Linked DNA regions of Homo sapiens: region 1 is linked to region 2. Evidence: read pairs that join two places in POLR2A ChIA-PET (ENCODE). Cell type or tissue: OCI-LY7. All regions are shown on one strand. Each heading gives the region's core, and the rest is flanking DNA. Links, peaks and the distances in the headings are about the cores only.

What was found. ChIA-PET counts read pairs that join two places held together with the same protein. Peaks named below come from ENCODE experiments on the same cell type or tissue, not always from the same donor. Only the 100,000 strongest peaks of a DNase experiment are listed, where the experiment ranks them.
Region 1: POLR2A ChIA-PET joins it to region 2 with 12 read pairs; 10 of 35 experiments call an interaction of 5 or more read pairs at or near these places.

The regions. Positions count from the first base shown.
Region 1 is chr11:9,525,368-9,533,696 of GRCh38, reverse strand. It overlaps ZNF143 (zinc finger protein 143), which reads right to left. Exons shown (of 16, transcript NM_003442.6): 15 at 8,311-8,329; 16 at 5,173-6,167. The coding sequence ends at 6,084. Among named protein-coding and RNA genes, the nearest start is that of WEE1, 44 kb to the left of the region's middle. RefSeq lists an enhancer at 3,315-4,041. In OCI-LY7, for the core only: no CTCF peak of the experiment used is centred there; no DNase peak of the experiment used is centred there.
Region 2 is chr11:9,595,810-9,604,138 of GRCh38, reverse strand. No RefSeq gene overlaps it. Among named protein-coding and RNA genes, the nearest start is that of WEE1, 26 kb to the right of the region's middle. RefSeq lists enhancers at 2,725-2,954, 3,015-3,184, 2,844-3,397, 3,445-3,524, 6,909-6,968 and 1 more and silencers at 7,399-7,468, 7,629-7,678. In OCI-LY7, for the core only: no CTCF peak of the experiment used is centred there; DNase peaks (open chromatin) are centred at 2,548, 3,268, 7,018, 7,498 and 1 weaker place; H3K4me3 peaks cover 4,815 bases; H3K27ac peaks cover 7,949 bases.

The DNA.
Region 1 (8,329 bases), core at 71-8,070, 70 kb after region 2:
CACAGTCTGAATGCAGAAAAGTGAGCAGAAAAAGCTTTTGCCAGGCAATTTTAACTATTCATGCAATTATCCTGAATTTTGAGCATTCTTCATTCTCAGCAAGATTTTCTGTCCTTGCAGTTTAGCCGTGCTCTAGAAGCAAAACGAAACTCCTGCATGGAGAATTGAGGAATCTCTCTGTACATCTCAAGCCACGTGAGTTTGGAACTGGAGGGAACAGCTAGAGGTGCCCTGCTACTCTGCAAGACCTCCAGGAGTTACCGGGAAATTTAAATCCCCAGCTGTCTTAAAGGAGCCCATAATCTAACAAGAGATAATATATTCCCAAAACACAGGTCACACATCTGCAGCAAAAACAGAAGGGCTAATAGAAGCGCACGCCTCAGCAGGACAGGCTACATAATCTGTGCGGCTCCGTGCAAAAATGAAAATACGCAACCTCTTGGTCAAAAGACAGGAAAAACTTGCTTTTAAAGGTACACATAAAGCCAGACACAAAAAGACAAATATAATATGAGGCGCCTACAACAGTCAAATTTATAGAGACAGAAAATAGAATGGTGGCTGGGCACGGTGGCTCACGCCTGTAATCCTAGCACTTTGTGAGGCCAAGGCAAGCAGATCACTTGAGGTCAGGAGTTCAAGACTAGCCTGGCCAACATGGCAAAACCCCGTCTCTATTAAAAATACAAAAGTTAGCCGGGCATGGTGGCACGTGCCTGTAGTCCCAGCTACTTGGGAGGCTGAGACAGGAGAATCGCATGAACCCAGGAGGGGGAGGTTGCAGTGAGCCGAGATCATGCCACTGTACTCTAGCCGAGATCATGCCACTGTACTCTAGCCTGGGTGACAGAGCAAGACCCTGTCTGAAAAAAATAAAAATAAAATAAAATAAAATAAAATGGTGGTTGTCAGGAACTGGAATGAGGAAGGATGTGGAATTATTGTTTAATGGGTACAATTTCAGTTTGGGGAGATGAAAAAGTTCTGGAGATGGATGGTGGTGATGGTTGCACAACAATGTGAATGTACAGTTGTCCTGCAGTATTGGAGGGGGATTCGTTCTAGGATTCATCAAGGACACCAAAATCCATGGATTCTCAAGTCCCTGATAATAAATGGTATAGTATTTGCATATAACCTACACACATCCTCCTGCATACTTTAATTCATCTCTAGATTACTTATAATACCCAATACAATGCCTACACATCATTCTTATGAATTCAACATAGTACTTGGTACCTTGCAAATTCAAGGCTTGCTTTTTGGAACTTAGTCTTTTTTTCCCTGAATATATTTTTTCTTTTTTTTGTAGAGACAGGGTCTCACTATGTTGCCCAGGCTGGCCTTGAACTTCTGGCCTCAAGTGATCCTCCTGCCTAGGTCTCCCAAAGTGCTGGGATTACAGGTGTCAGCCACCACACCAGCCTTTTTCCTGAATATTTTCGATCCATGGTTGGTTGACTCCATGGATGTGGAACCCAGGGATGTGGAACTGATGGATACAGAGGGTTGACTAAGTACCACTGCACACTCAAAAATAGTTAAAATGGTATATTTTATGTATATTTTATTACATACACAAAATGGTAGACATAAGCTTTTTCCTTCTTTTATAGTCTTTCTCTTGACTTGTCATGGTGCTTATTTGCTACTTAATGTCATTCTAAGAAAAACTACAGGACGGGCTCAGTGGCTCACACATGTAATCCCAGCACTTTGGGAGGCCGAGGCAGGTGGATCACCTGAGGTCAGGAGTTCGAGACCAGCCTGGTCAAATAGTGAAACCCTGTCTCTACAAAAATACCAAAAATTAGCCGGGCATGATGGCGGGTACCTGTAATCCCACTTACTCGGGAGGCTGAAGCGGGAGAATCACTTGAATCCAGGAGGCGGAGGTTACAGTGAGCCGAGATCGCGCCATTGCACTCCAGCCTGAGCAACAGAGCAAGACTCTGTCTCAAAAAAAGAAAAGAAAAACGACAAATTAAAAATTTTGGCATGCATTTTACCCTCCACTTTTATATCATACAATGCCAATTTTAAATGTGAATATCAGAATATTTATCTCATATTTGGAATCACTGAAATTATACAATTTGAATTTTGTGGTTCATCCCAGAAGGGTTATCTCCTGCTGGTTCAAAGGCACAACAAACACAAGCCAGGCTCAGGAAAGTTGGAAGGAGGAAGAGAGGATTCCTCCAGGCACAGAGCCTGCTGAGAAAGCCTCCAGGGCAGGGGACCTCACAGATGCCTGTGGGCAGGTGCTCTGTTGGGTCTGACAGGTTCCAGGTTCCCTTTCCTCCAGGTGTCTCCCCTTCCCACAGGCCTGCCACCTCAGCCTACAGCAAATGGGCTACCAGTGTCTTTAAAACTCAGAACTGGGACACTGTCAGTAAAGGGCTGGGCAAAAGTCTTGCCCCTTTCAAGGCTCAACTAAGGCTGATTGTCCACCAGGAGCACTGTGGTGCTGCCAGCCTGGAGTGGGGATGGCCACCACCACGCCCCAACCCTCCCTGAACTGGGATCAGACTCCTGCCAAGGTTAGAGGGTGGCAGCAGTTGCAGGGTGAGGGCAAGGAGGGAGAGGCCAGGTGGGGCAGTGGTGGTGAGAGCACTTCCAGGGAGGCAGCAGCCGGTGGAGCTGTGTGTAAGCTCAGGCGCTAAGCCCCCAGCACATGCTTTGTTGATGCATGAGACTTCATTTACAAAACACACACAAAGATAGACATCAAGACCGCAGCCGGGCGGGCGCAGTGGTTCATGCCTGTAATTCCGGTACTTTGGGAGGTGGATCACTTGAGCTCAAGAGTTTGAGAACAGCTTGGTCAACATGGTGAAACCCTATCTCTACCAAAAATACAAAAATTAGCTGGGCATGGTGGTGAGCACCTGTGGTCCCAGCTACTTGGGAGGCTGAAGTGAGAGGATAGCTGGGGCCCAGGAGGAGGTTGCAGTGAGCCCTGACCACGCCACTGCACTCAAGCCTAGGTGACAGAGCGAGACCCTGTCTCAAAAATAAATAAACAAAAAGAATTTCAAGACTGCAACCACAGTCCATTAAACCCCAAATCCAGGGCCCTTCTGAGTGCACTTTCTTGTTCAAACTGTACTGATCACATGCCCATGCAGGCGTGTCCTGTCCCTCAGGCAGAAGGGGAGTATTTGGCTGGAGTATTCCTTGAAAGCGTCATCCCTGAAGGAAACCTAGGTACAGAAAGTGCTTATCATGCAGGAGGCTGAGGCAGCTTTTCTCCCCTTCCAACACGCTCCCTTTTCCTCTTCGACACTAGACTTCAGCTCTGCCCCCTTCTTTTTCACATCCCACTCCTCGCTCGCTGCTGAGGTCTACCAATAGTTGACTAGTCTATAATCTTATCTGAGCCAGGAAATACTGGACGGTAAACTCCTTGGGTTGATAAATGGAGTCCAGTCAGTTTCAGCACTGAGACCACAGTTTCCCAAGTTGCTTACCTAGCCCCAGGGCTGTCACACGGGAAGGCAAGCAGCAAGCAAGAGACACTGTACAAAGTTAGTTTGCCCTGAAGGCCTGGGGGTGGGTAGGAGGGGAAGGAGAGATCTGGCTCTCTGGGCAGCTGTCACCTCTAGAGAATTAAGAAAGCCTCGTCCCTCCCTTAACTCTAAGTTCTTTTGAGTTCAGACTAGGGCACATTTTCTTTGTAGTGGCCTCAAGCTTTGTCTGGGGCAAAGCAGGGTGGTTTTTTTGGACGGAGAGGTTTTCCTTGAGCACTGTCTGGATCAAATTCCAGAGGGTTATGCCCCACCTGGTTCTGTTTGCTAGCGTTTACTCTTATTTCAAGTGTCTTTTTGGGATTTTTCAACCTTGGACGTTTCCATGTCCTGCACTGTGAAGAGACCCTATAGCAGCTTTCCTAGCAATTGTCAGCACACCAACTGCACCCTTCCCCTGGAGGAAACAGGCCACCTTGCCAGGCTCCTGAGGCCCCATTCCCAAGAAGGCAGGTCAGGTTAAACTAGCAGCGACCCTAGGCCCTTTTCTCTGGGTGCCAGAGGTCATTTTCTTTTGAGCTGAGGGATAATCAGGCTAACCAAAACAGTCCAGGTTAAGCCCTGCCCAATCCAACTGGCAAAGGTGCTGGGAGTAAAGAGAAACACCCTGGAATTTGAGCAAAGTCAGATCTAAGGGGCCATGGGAGGCTGACAGCTTGGTTTTTGGTCCTGGGAAGTACAGCAGCCTGGCTGGGCCCAGTGGGGAGGAGCTCCTGGCCAGCAGCCAGGACCAGCACTGGGAGGCTGGGCGCCACCCTGCCTGCGATTTTGCAGATTCTGGTCTTCTACCCCGCCCAACAGCCCCTTTCTGAGCCTCAGTGGGCTTCCGGGGGGAGTTCTGTGTGGGTCTGTGTCTCTGTCAAGAATGAAGACTCGATCGGTGGTTGACTAGGGCTTTTGCTAATGTTATGCATCTGTAAAGGGTTCTGCAGGAAAAGTTCTGCCCAACCCTGAAGGGCTTCCGATTTCAAGTAAGTCACCATCCTTTTTAGCAAGATCATAGAACCTGATCAAAGATAACATTTATGTAAAATCAAACAGCACAACGTTTTCCCCTTTCTACTGTAAAGCTTGAAATGAAAAAGCCACATTTCAGCTCTCTGCAAATAAAGCTCGCTGAACTACAGTGCAGGAGGGGCTGCTGCGGAACACACCATCTTTTTTTTTTTTTTTTTGACCTTGGTGAACGCTGATTTTCCAGCATTAGAAAATGGTTTTTATACTGCTCAATTCATTAGGCAATCAGAAATCACCAAAGTTCATCTTGATAATCTCTGCCACAAATGAGCATTTGAGGAGGTAACTGTGGTGCAGTGAAAACACACTAGACTTGGAGCCAGAAAGTCTGGGTTCTCGTCTTGGTCCTGCCTCTCCATAGCTGTGAGGGCTGGTACGACAGTCAGCCTCCCTCCTGGACTCTTGGTTTCCTCATGTAAAAAACGGAGGTAGTAAATCCCATATGTCTCACAAAATTGTTGTGAATATATAAAAATATATGGAAAAGCACTTACTCTGTACTTGATAAACAACATCCTTTCAATATGTGTATTAGGTTACATTCCATTACATTTGCGATATTTTCTGCACCATTTCCCCCCAACCCCCCACCAATATGATAAATAAATAAATATAAAAGTAACATTTTAAAAATTGCTGTATTCAAAATTAATAATAAACTTTGGGGTAAATAAGCTTTAAAACAAAAGTACATAAGCAAAAATAAATAATTTACACCAACCCACTAACCTAATTTTCAGAGTAAAGCCATTTCCAATTACAGTACTGTTATCCCGGGCACCAGCCTGTGGTTAAACTTTGATGATTCATTATTTTTAAAAAACAGTAATAAAAATTGAATACTAAGCAAAATCTTTAACAAAACCACTGGATTTAACTTTTTAATTTTAAATAACCAAATTTTATAATTTTGTACATAATTCAATGTAATGCCAATATAATTAGCATTTCAGCTTGAAGAGCTGGTTTTTAACAGGGATGGGAAACTATAAATTATTCAAACAGTCTGCAAACCATGAGATACAAATAAAAATGGACAAGCATATAGTAGAACAAAAACCGCAGACACTCTACTAACTGGGGAAATATCTGAAGGCTTTACACCCTTTATTATCCATAATGGCTTTTGGAATTACGATTGTGTGACATATAGAACCTTTGATATTTTAGATACAGCCTTTATTTTTTTTTCCACGGGAAGTTAAAAATCCATCATAAGACTCCATAAGACTTTACTAGTCTTGCATGTAGACTCTAGGAGTTTGTGATCTGATAAAAGAGTAACATGAAAATTTACTGTATTGCCCTAATTTCATACTTCCTTGTACACAATGAATCACTCTGAGAATCTATTCCAAGGGTTATATACACAAAAGTGTCAAGAATAAAATGTTCTCCACTCTCGCATAAAAATGTGTACAGTGTATCAGGAATGGAAAACTTCTAATTTTCCTGGGCCCGGGCTTCATGGATTTCTGCTGCCAGAAGATGAAAGACTCCTTCTGCTTTATTGCTCCATTGTTCTGAGGATTAATCATCCAACCCTGGCGTTTCTCCTTGTTGGATTCTAGACGCTATTCTGATGGCTTCTTCCAGAGATGGCTGTTCTCCAAGCTGAAACAGGAACACACACATCAAACGCTAACAATTCAAAAGCCACAGTCAAGAAAATGCCAAAGAAATGTTATATGCCAGAAGTGAAACTTCTCTCTGTAATTCTGACACTTGGGATTGTTAAAATACTACTGCTAACTCAAACATTAAGAGAACAAAACAATTTCCTGCAGGGGAGAATAATGCAATGCAATTTCTTTTTCTTTTTTGAATTTCAAATCCTATGTGCAGCCAGGCCTGGTGATATGATGAGGTCTCAGCGGGGCATGGTGGCCCATGCCTGTAATCCCAACACTTTGGGAGGTGGAGGCAGGCAGATTGCTTGAGCCCAGGAGTTCGAGACCAGCCTGAGCAACATGGCAAAACGCCCCATCTCTACTAAAAAAATACAAAAATTGGCTGGGCGCGGTGGCTCACGCCTGTAATCTCAGCACTTCGGGAGGCCGAGGCGGGCAGATCACGAGGTCAGGAGATTGAGACCATCCTGGCTAACACAGTGAAACCCCATTTCATTTCTACTAAAAAATACAAAAAAAAAATTGCTGGGCGTGGTGATGGGTGCCTGTAGTCCCAGCTACTGGGGAGGCTGAGGGAGGAGAATGGCATGAACCCAGGAGGCGGAGCTTGCAGTGAGCCAAGATGGTGCCACTGCACTCCAGCCTGGGTGACAGAGCGAGACTCCGTCTCAAAAAACAAAAATTAGCTGCGCATGGCAGCGTGCACCTGTACTCCCAGCCTGCCGTGCCTGGCCTGCAATTTACTTGGGATTTTGATAAAATCTTCATACAGTCTGGCCATGGTGGCTCATGACTATAATCGTAGCACTTTGGGAGGCTGAGGCAGGAGGATCACTTGAGCCCAGGAGTTCAAGACCAGCCTGAGCAACATAGTGAGACCCCATCTCTATTTATTTTTACATAAATAAAAACTAAAAAAAAAAAAAATTCATACATGCAAGAGACAAAAGATGCTTACCTCAGCCAACAAAAGAGAGCTTCTTGAGCCTTTAGCTTCTATACCCATAAACTACATAAAGCCAACAGCTGACATTTCCTGGAGTGTGTTCTAACTCTTTATCAAGTAAACACGTGGGCGGAAAAAAAATCTCCCTAAGGACAGGTAATCTGCACCTAGCCCCTAGGATTCTATTTTACTTTACATTCTAATTTTTTTTTTGAGACAGGGTCTCGCTCTGTTGCCCAGGCTGGAGTACAGTGGTGCGATCTTGGCTCACTGCAGCCTCAACCTCCCTTGCTCAAGTGATCCTTCCACCTCAGCCACCTGAGTAGCTGGGACTACAGGTGCACACCACCACACCTGGCTAATTTTTGTATTTTTGTAGAGATGGGGTTTCGTCATGTTGCCTGGGCTGGTCTCTTATTTTTTGAGATGGGGTCTCATTTGTTACCCAGGCGGGAGTGCAGTGGCACAATCTTGGCTCACTGCAGCCTCAAATCTCCTGGGTACAAGTAATCCTCCTGCCTCAGCACCCCCCAAGTAGCTGGGCACTACAGGCAGCCGTCACCACACCCAGCTAATTTTTGTGTTTTTTGTAGTGATGGTTTTCACCATGTTGCCCAGGCTGGTCTCTAATTCCTAAGCTCAAGCTACCTACCTGTCTCAGCCTCCCAAAGTGCTAGGATTATAGGGATGAGCCACCATGCCCGGCTGCACCTAAGATTCTAAATTCTCTGCTTCCCAGAGAATGATTCCTTCTAAGTCTTCTGACATTCCCCACTTTAAAATGGGGGCTGTGCAAGGATTCTCAGAGGACTTATTTAGGATTTGTGTTTCCACTAGGTTTTTCTCTAAGGAGTAGCTCTTAAGTGCTTTACAGACCCCTGCCTAATTAGACTTTTATTTTGAGAGTAAAGATGCCTGGGTGGGTGCACACAGGGATATATACCTGAAGGTTTTTTTTCTTGCTATAAATTCCCCTAGAATATGCAAAGATGGGTAGAGAACAAAGTGCTGGTCTTTTTGAGTCCACCTCAAATACACCGATTTCCTTAAAGTAGGCTAGGTGATAGAGATTATTCTACACCTTGCCTCCTGTAAAGGTTATACACGAAGCACAGTGTACAAAGTTGAAAGCTATGAGCAGCACTGCTGTCGACTGAGGACAGTATGCCTTGGTACTCACCTGAACTGCAATCTGGGTG
Region 2 (8,329 bases), core at 64-8,063:
AAGCAGTCCCTATTGACACAGTGCCTCCTGGGTGCCACTGTGATTGAGGGATGCAAGGTAATCTGAGGTCTCAGGATGAACAAAGTTTTGGATAACATTAATTTAACCTACTCAGTTTGTCATCTGTTTTCTTGGTGTGTGGTGCAAGAAACAAAAACCTAACCAACTACTTCAAGAAGGAAAAGCGGGGGTTGAAGCTGGTTGGAAGGATAATTGAGTGTTTCAAGTAGCAACTAAACCAGAAGAATACAAGGGAAACTCTGATTTGGGGCCTTGGTCAGATACGAATGGAACCAAGGATTCAGTTCTCTGGTTTCCTCTGCATGCTGCCTTCAGCTTTCCCCACCATTGCCTGAACTCCTCAGTGTGACTGGGTGCCATTAGCTCCCTGGCCTCATTCACATCCCACCTGCCACTGGCAGAGAGGGACTGGTCTATTCTCACTCTGCTCTGCGAAGGGACTTTGGCCTGGCTTGGCTCAGAGGGAGACCCCCAAACTATTGGTGGTTGGGCTGTGAAGAGATCTGATGAGACCTCTTGATTCAAGTCTGCCACTGGACCAATTAGCTATATGCCATGGGGACAGGGTCATATAGTACAGACCTGGTCATTGGGCACTCACCCTATGTAACAAGGACAATTTCCAGGGTAGAAGGATGTGTAAGAATATTAGAATTTGGGGCCGGGCACGGTGGCTCACGCCTGTAATCTCAGCACTTTAGGAGGCCGAGGCGGGTGGATCGTCTGAGGTCAGGAGTTCAAGACCAGCCTGGCCAACATAGTGAAAACCCGTCTCTACTAAAAAATACAAAAAATTAGCTGGTCGTGGTGGCAGGCGCCTATAATCCCAGCTACTCAGGAAGCTGAGGCAGGAGATTCGCTTGAACCCGGGAGACGGAGGTTGCAGTGAGCTAAGATCGCGCCACTGCCCTCCAGGGCAACAAGAGCGAAACTCTGTCTCAAAATAAAAAAAAAAAGAAAAGAAAAGAAAAGAAAAAGAATATTAGAATTTGGACTGCAATTAGAATATTAGAATTAGAATATGGGCAGCCACCCTAGTGGGGATTACTACATCATTGCTAAGTAATTTTTTTTTTCTTTTTTTCTTGAGACAGAATCTCACTCTATCACCCAGGCTGGAGTGCAGTGGCACGATGTTGGCTCACTGCAACCTTCACCTCCTGGATTCAAGCGATACTCCTGCCTCAGCCTTCCGAGTAGCTGGGATTGCAGGAATACGCCACCACATCCAGCTAATTTCTGTATTTTTAGTAGAAATGGGGTTTCGCCATGTTTCCCAGGCTGGTCTCAAACTCCTACACTCAAGCCATCTCCCTGCCTTGGCCTCCCAAAGTGCTGGGATTACAGGGGTGAGCCATCATGCCCAGCCGCTAAGTGTTTTTCAATTCTTTCCCACAACACAGTCAAATAGCCTTAGTACGTTGCCCATGATAATGAGGTCATGTGCCAAAACACGTAAGAACATGGCTGAGACCTCTCTCCTTGCTCTGTCAGTCCCTCAGGCCCCTGGGCTGTCCTCTGTCTCCTGGCTTCCAAGGCCTCAGCCCCTCTCCCAGGCTGCTTGCAAAAGTGTCTACCCAAACCCTCCCTCTGTGTTTGCTCCCTCTGAGTTGATCTCTTTTCTTATTATGCCCAAAGGGAGAGCCTTGAAGTCTTCTGGAAGGGAAACATCTACAGATGTAAATCTGCACGTGCTCCGTAAGAAGACTGGAGGTTGAGGAAGGGTTTCCTTCTAAGATCTGGTGCAGCCGGGAGTGGTGGCTCACGCCTGTAATCCCAGCACTTTGGGAGGCCAAGGCAGGCGGATCTCTTGAGCCCAGGAGTTCAAGATCAGCCTGGCCACTATGGCAAAACCTCATCTCTACAAAAATACTAAAATTAGCCGGGCACAGTAACTCCGGTAATCCCAGCTATTCAGGAGGCTGAGGCAGGAGAATCGCTTGAACCCAGGAGGCAGAGGTTGCAGTGAGTCAGGACCGCACCACTGCACTCCAGCCTGGGTGACCAGAGTAGAACCCTGTCTCAAAAAAAAAAAAAAAAAACCAAAAACCAAAAAACAAGCAAACAAACAAAAAAACCTAGTGCAGAAGAATAGGTGAGGGGAAGGGGCATTTGTGTTGCAGACTCCCCACGTGGGTCTGGGTCCCTCCCCGGGTGAGGGTATTTTCTGCCCCCCTAGATGTGTGAGCCAATGTGTGTGTGTGTGTGTGTGTGTGTGCGTGTGTGTATGTGGTCATGCATGAGCCTGTGTGACAGACCAACTGCATGCAACTGACAAGTGGGCAGCTGAGAGTGGGCAGTGATTGTCCCAGGCCCTTCCCACTCACTCCAGGTGCAAGCCGGGATCCAAGCCTTCTGCCTCTGGCTTGCAATTGAATTTGACATCTGCACTGGCCCTTGCTGCTCCCTAAGGTTTGAGCTCTTATTCACCTTCTGGCCACTTTGGTTAGCATCTCCTCCTCTAGTTTCAGCTTTCACATTAAACCGCAAACCCAGCCTGTGGGAAAGTCCTCCAGTCAACCTCACACCAGCAACACTCTTGGGGCTCAGCAGGAAATATGCATACTACTTCCTGTCGGGGAGGGAGCTAGATTCTTCCTGGTGCTGTCTGGACACCAAAGAGTAAGAAAGATAGAGAAGCAGCTGCTCTGCCAAAGGGGAAGAAATGCTCAGCTCCGAAGTACAGCTCTGCCCTCCACCACCAGCCTCCAGCTCTGTCTCTGCTGGGGCCACTCAGCATTCGGGAACCAAGAGATAGGAAGGGACCCAAGGGGACCTGTGGGTGGTAATGCTCAAGACTCAGGCACAAGGGCCTGGGCACAGAGGAGGCAGCACCAGGAACACTGGAGACAGGGGGATGGTGCAGGGGACATGAGGGACAGTGCCTAGATCAAGCCTGCTGAAGGAGCAGACGGCAGAGCTGGTGTTGCAGCAAGAGCAGCTGCTCTGGGCCCTTGCCAGAAGAAGATGGGGCTCCGAAGAGGACAGCATTGCAATGGTGACACAAGTCCTTCTCTTCTTTTCTTCCCAGGGTTGTTGTGACTCATTCCTTGATGGAAAAAGCCTAAGCTCTCTTATATACATTCCTTTCATTTGCTCATTCATCAATATTTTCAGCTTTGGTCTGAACAAGAATAAACAGAAATTCATATTTTTCAGAAGTTTGCTTATTGCAGAATTGAAACCCAGCAATGGAAAACATGAATCTGGCAGTGAAACTGGCTTCACTGGCAGTGAAACACACTATGCTCTTGCCACCCTAATAACCTGCACAGCTGCATTCCTCTGGGCCTTGTTCATGATGATGGATCCCGCTACCTAGGAAACCCTTCTGCCTCATCCACTTAGCAAACTCTTATCCATCTTTCAAGCCCTAGATGAGGTGTCGCCTCTCCTGCGAACAGCAATACCCAGCTCTTTATCCCGTGGATTCATTGCTTACCATTTGGTCCCCATAGTGACCTATGCTTGCCACAAAAGGACATTATTTTATTGTATATGGTTAGTTGTTTCTGCCTAATACCTCCACTACACTGTGTACAATGGAGAAGGAAGAAGGATTATCTTGTTTGTATTTGTATCTGTGTCTAGCACTAGCTAGTAACTGCTCAGCATTCAGGTACCAGGAGAAAGAAGGGGACCTGGGGTTGACATTGCCCAAGTCTCAGGCACAGAGGCCTGGGCACAGAGGAGACAGCACCAGAACACTGGGAGCAGGAGGATGGCGCAGGAGACATGAGGGTGCAAGGACTAGCACAGTGCAAGTCCTTAAAGTAAATGTTGCTGCACATGGTGGCTCACACCTGCAATCCCAGCACTTTGGGAGGCCAAGGTGGGCAGATGGCTTGAGCTCAGGACTTTGAGACCAGCCTAGACAACAATCCCGTTTCTACAAACAAACAAAAATTAGCTAAGCATGGTGACAGAAGCCTGTAGTCCCAGCTAGTTGGGAGGATGAGGTGTGAAGATGGCTTGAACCCGGGAGGTGGAGGTTGCAGTGAGCCGAGATCGTGCCACTGCACTCTAGCCTGGGCAACAGAGTGAGACTCTGTCTCAAAAAATAAAAATAAAAATTTTAAAAAAATGTTGATTGAAAAAAATGAACCAAAAAATTGAATCAGCAAAGTAAACGTAAGTGCCATTTCCCTGTATGCTCTGGTCCCTTCAGTGTCGAAGCCAGGAATCTAATTGGGAAGCATGTGGTGGAGCCAGGTCCTCTGTCTTCCCCAGCTTCAGTATTTTGCTCCATCTTTTAACGAGGAAGCTTAAGGCTGCGTGTGGTGGCTCATGCCTGTAATCCCAGCACTTTGGGAGGCCGAGGCAGGAGGATTGTTTGAGCCTAGGAGTGTGAGGCCAGCCGGGGCAACACAGCAAGACCCCATCTCTACAAAAAATTTTAAAATTAGCTAGACATAGTGGTGCATGCCTGTAGTCCTAGCTACTCTGGAGGCTGAGGCAGGAGGATAGCTTGAGCCTAGGAGTTCGAGGCTACAGTGAGCCGTGATTGTGCCACTGCACTCCAGTCTGAGTGACAGAGTGAGGCCCTATCTCCAAATAATAATAATAATAATAAAGACTGAGGAGCCTTGAAATACAACTTTTTCCCAATTTCAAATACAAATTTAAGACTCCTTATGGGTTTTTTTTTTAGATGGAGTCTCACTTTGTCACCCAGGCTGGAGTGCAGTGGTGTGATCTCGGCTCACTGCAACCTCCACCTCCTCGGTTCAAGTGATTCTCCTGCCTTTGCCTCCTGAGTAGCTGGGATTACAGGCATGCACCATCATGCCCAGCTAATTTTTGCATTTTTAGTAGAGATGGGGTTTCACCACATTGGTCAGGCTGGTCTCGAACTCCTGACCTCGTGATCCGCCCACCTTGGCCTCCCGAAGTGCTGGGATTACAGGCATGAGCCACCGTGCCTGGCCTGCCTCATGAGCTTTTATCTCCATTTTCACTCCCCAAGAATGGGTTGTTCGATACTCGTAGCAATAGTGTGTGACAAACAGGAAAAAAAACTGCACATTTTATTGTCCAAATCACCTGGCTGCATAGGTCTCTTTAATTGTTAGTGGAACTATGGGATGTCTAATCCTGTTCAATGGAAGTCAAGGTCTAGCAGTAAAATTCTTTCTGGAACTGCTGTGCCTGGTGCTTTGCACCAAGTAAGCCACTAGAAAATTAATGCTATAAGTACATATAACGAGGAAAGTGAGGCAGGCCAGGAAGAGACGCTGCGGGGTCTGCTGCTATCACATGCCATTCTTGACACAGCAGAAACCTCAACCAAGGAATGAACCTGGAGACCCTCAGATCTTTGCAATCCTCAGTCATGCTGTTAGGGAAGGAGAATCAGAGTGACATCATTTTAAAATCAATTCCATCTTTTTTTTTTTTTTTAATTGAGACAGAGTCTCACTCTGTCACCCAGAGTACAGTGGCACAATCTGGAGTGCAGTGGCACGATCTCAGCTCACTGTAACCTCTGCCTCCCGGGTTCAAGCGATTCTCCTGCCTCCTGAGTAGCTGGGATTACAGGCATATGCCACCATGCCTGGCTAATTTTTGTAGTTTTAGTAGCAATGAGGTTTCACCATGTTGGCCAGTCTGGTCTTGAACCCCTGACCTCAGGTGATCCACCCACCTTGGCCTTCCAAAATGCTGGGATTACAGGCGTGAGCCACCGTGCCTGGCCTAAACTCCATCTTAAAACTAGCCAAGGCACATTCCTTGCCACTCACGACCCATGATCACAAGCTGTTTACAGTTGAGGAAACAGCTTAAAGATACCTGCAACGACATACTCCTACAACAACTAGAAGTCCAGATGTCTCAATACCCATAACAATATATGCTTTCAAGATAATTATAATGGCCAGATGCAGTGGCTCATGCCTGTAATCCCAGCATTTTGGGAGGCCAAGGCGGGAGCATTCCTTGAGCCCAAGAGTTTGAGACTAGCCTGGGCAACATAGCGAGACCCCATCTACGAAAGTAAACAAAAATTAGCCAGGCATGGTGGTGTGCACCTGTGGTCCCAGCTACTCAGGAGGCTGAGGTGGGAGGATCACTTGAGCCCAGGAGGTGAAGGTTGCAGCGAGCTGAGATTGTGCCACTGCATTCCCAGGCTGGGTGAGAGAATGAGACCCTGTCCCCCAAAAAAAAAAAAAAAAAAAAAAACCCAAAATATAATTATAGTTATACTTTGAGGTACTTACACACTAGAATGTCAAGGACAGCTTTCTTTAAATCAACAGAATAATAAATTTTGTGATGCTGCAACCTACTCTCATGTAGACACATCTTAGCCTAGCTTTTATGTAGACAAGACCTCTATATAAGAAAAACTTAAAGATGAGGTGTTCCTCCTCTTGCCTTCTGAGGATGTTCTAGTCTGTAACAGTAGCTTTCTTTTTCTTTTGAGATGGAGGCTCGCTCTGTCACCAGGCTGGAGTACAGTGGCACAATCTCAGCTCACTTCAACCTCTGCCTCCTGGGTTCAACCAATTCTCCTGTCTCAGCCTCCCAAGTAGCTGGGACTATAGGCGCATGCCACCACGCCCGGCTAATTTTTGTATTTTTTAGTAGAAACAGGGTTTCACCATATTGGTCAGGCTGGTCTCGAACTTCTGACCTCAGATGATCCACCTGCCTCAGCCTCCCAAAGTGCTGGGATCACAGGCATGAGCCACCGCTCCCAGCCGACAGTAGCTTTCAATAAACTATCTCTTCTCACTGCACTCTGTGAACTCACTTTGAATTCCTTCCTACACAAGATCTAAGAACCCTCTCTTGGGGTCTGGATCAAGACCCATTTTTCTGGCAACAATACAGTATCTAGATGATTTAACTCATGGCTACAAGTTTAGAAAAATATGTTGCATTAGGCAAGCTCTTTTCATTTCAAGCAACTGACTCACCTTAAAATAGCTTAAGCCAAAAGAGGAATATGTATAGGCTCATAGAACCCAACCAAGATTGGCTTCAGGGACTCCGATGTTCTCAGATCTTGCCCTCCTCATTTCTCAATTCTGCTTCTGTGTTGGTTCATTCACTTCACCTGCAAATCAGCTTTTGCTATGCAGCTTGGCCTCCTTATCTTTGCCAGCAACGGGAGCATCTGCAAGGTTCCAGGAGAAACTCCATTTGGTCCAGCCCAGATCATATAGGTGCCCCTGTATTCAAGGGAGTGGTGCCCATTATTAGAAATTTGTGGGGGCAGTAGAGGATGATTATTGGACAAATCTTTGCAAGCCAGGTGACTTGCTCAATTTCTATTGACTGCATATGTTAATAACTTTTTGTTTGTTTGTTTGTTTGTGTCTGTGTGTGTGAGAGACAGGGTATTGCTCTGACATCCAGGCTGGAGTGCAGATCTTGGCTCACTGCAACTGCCGCCTCCTGGGCTCAGGTGATCCTCCCAACCTCAGCCTCCCAAGTAGCTGAGACTACAGGTGCATGCCATCACGCCTGGCTAATTTTTGTATTTTTAGTAGAGATGGGGGTTTCACTATGTTGCCCAAGCTAGTCTTGAACTCTTGAGCTCGAGTTTTTTTTTGAGATGGAGTTTCGCTCTTATTGTCCAGGCTGGAGTGCAATGGCATCATCTCAGCTCACTGCAACCTCCACCTCCAGGGTTCAAGCGATTCTCCTGCCTCAGTCTCCACAGTAGCTGGGATTACAGGCATGCACCACCATGCCCAGCTAATTTTGTATTTTGAGTAGAGACGGGGGTTTCTCCATGTTGGTCAGGCTGGTCTCAAACTCCCGACCTCAGGTGATCCGCTCACCTTGGCCTCCCAGAGTGCTGGGATTACAGGCGTAAGCCACGGCGCCCGGCCCCGGCCTCAAATATTTTTTAAAAGGAAAAAAGAGTGGGAAAGCTTCAGTAATCCCACCAGTCACGTAAATGACAGCTGTTGTTGGCCTTCATTCTTTTAATGCTTTAACAACAATCCCATGTGTACAATTTTGTTTGCTGTTTTTTTTCTTACTTTATTATAACACATAAATTTCTCTAATCATAAAAACTTCTTGAAACGCTGCTTTAAATATCTATATAGTATACTCTAAAGACTCACCCAGGCTGGAGTGCAGTGGCATATTCTCAGCTCACCGAAACCTACAGCTCCCAGGTTCAGGTGATTCTTCTGTCTCAGCCTCCCAAGTAGCTGGAATTACAGCACCTGCCACCACACCTGGCTAATTTTTGTATTTTTAGTAGAGGCGGGATTTCACCATGTTGGCCAGGCTGGCCTTGAACTCCTGACCTCAAATGATCCACCCATCTCGGCCTCCCAAAGTGCTG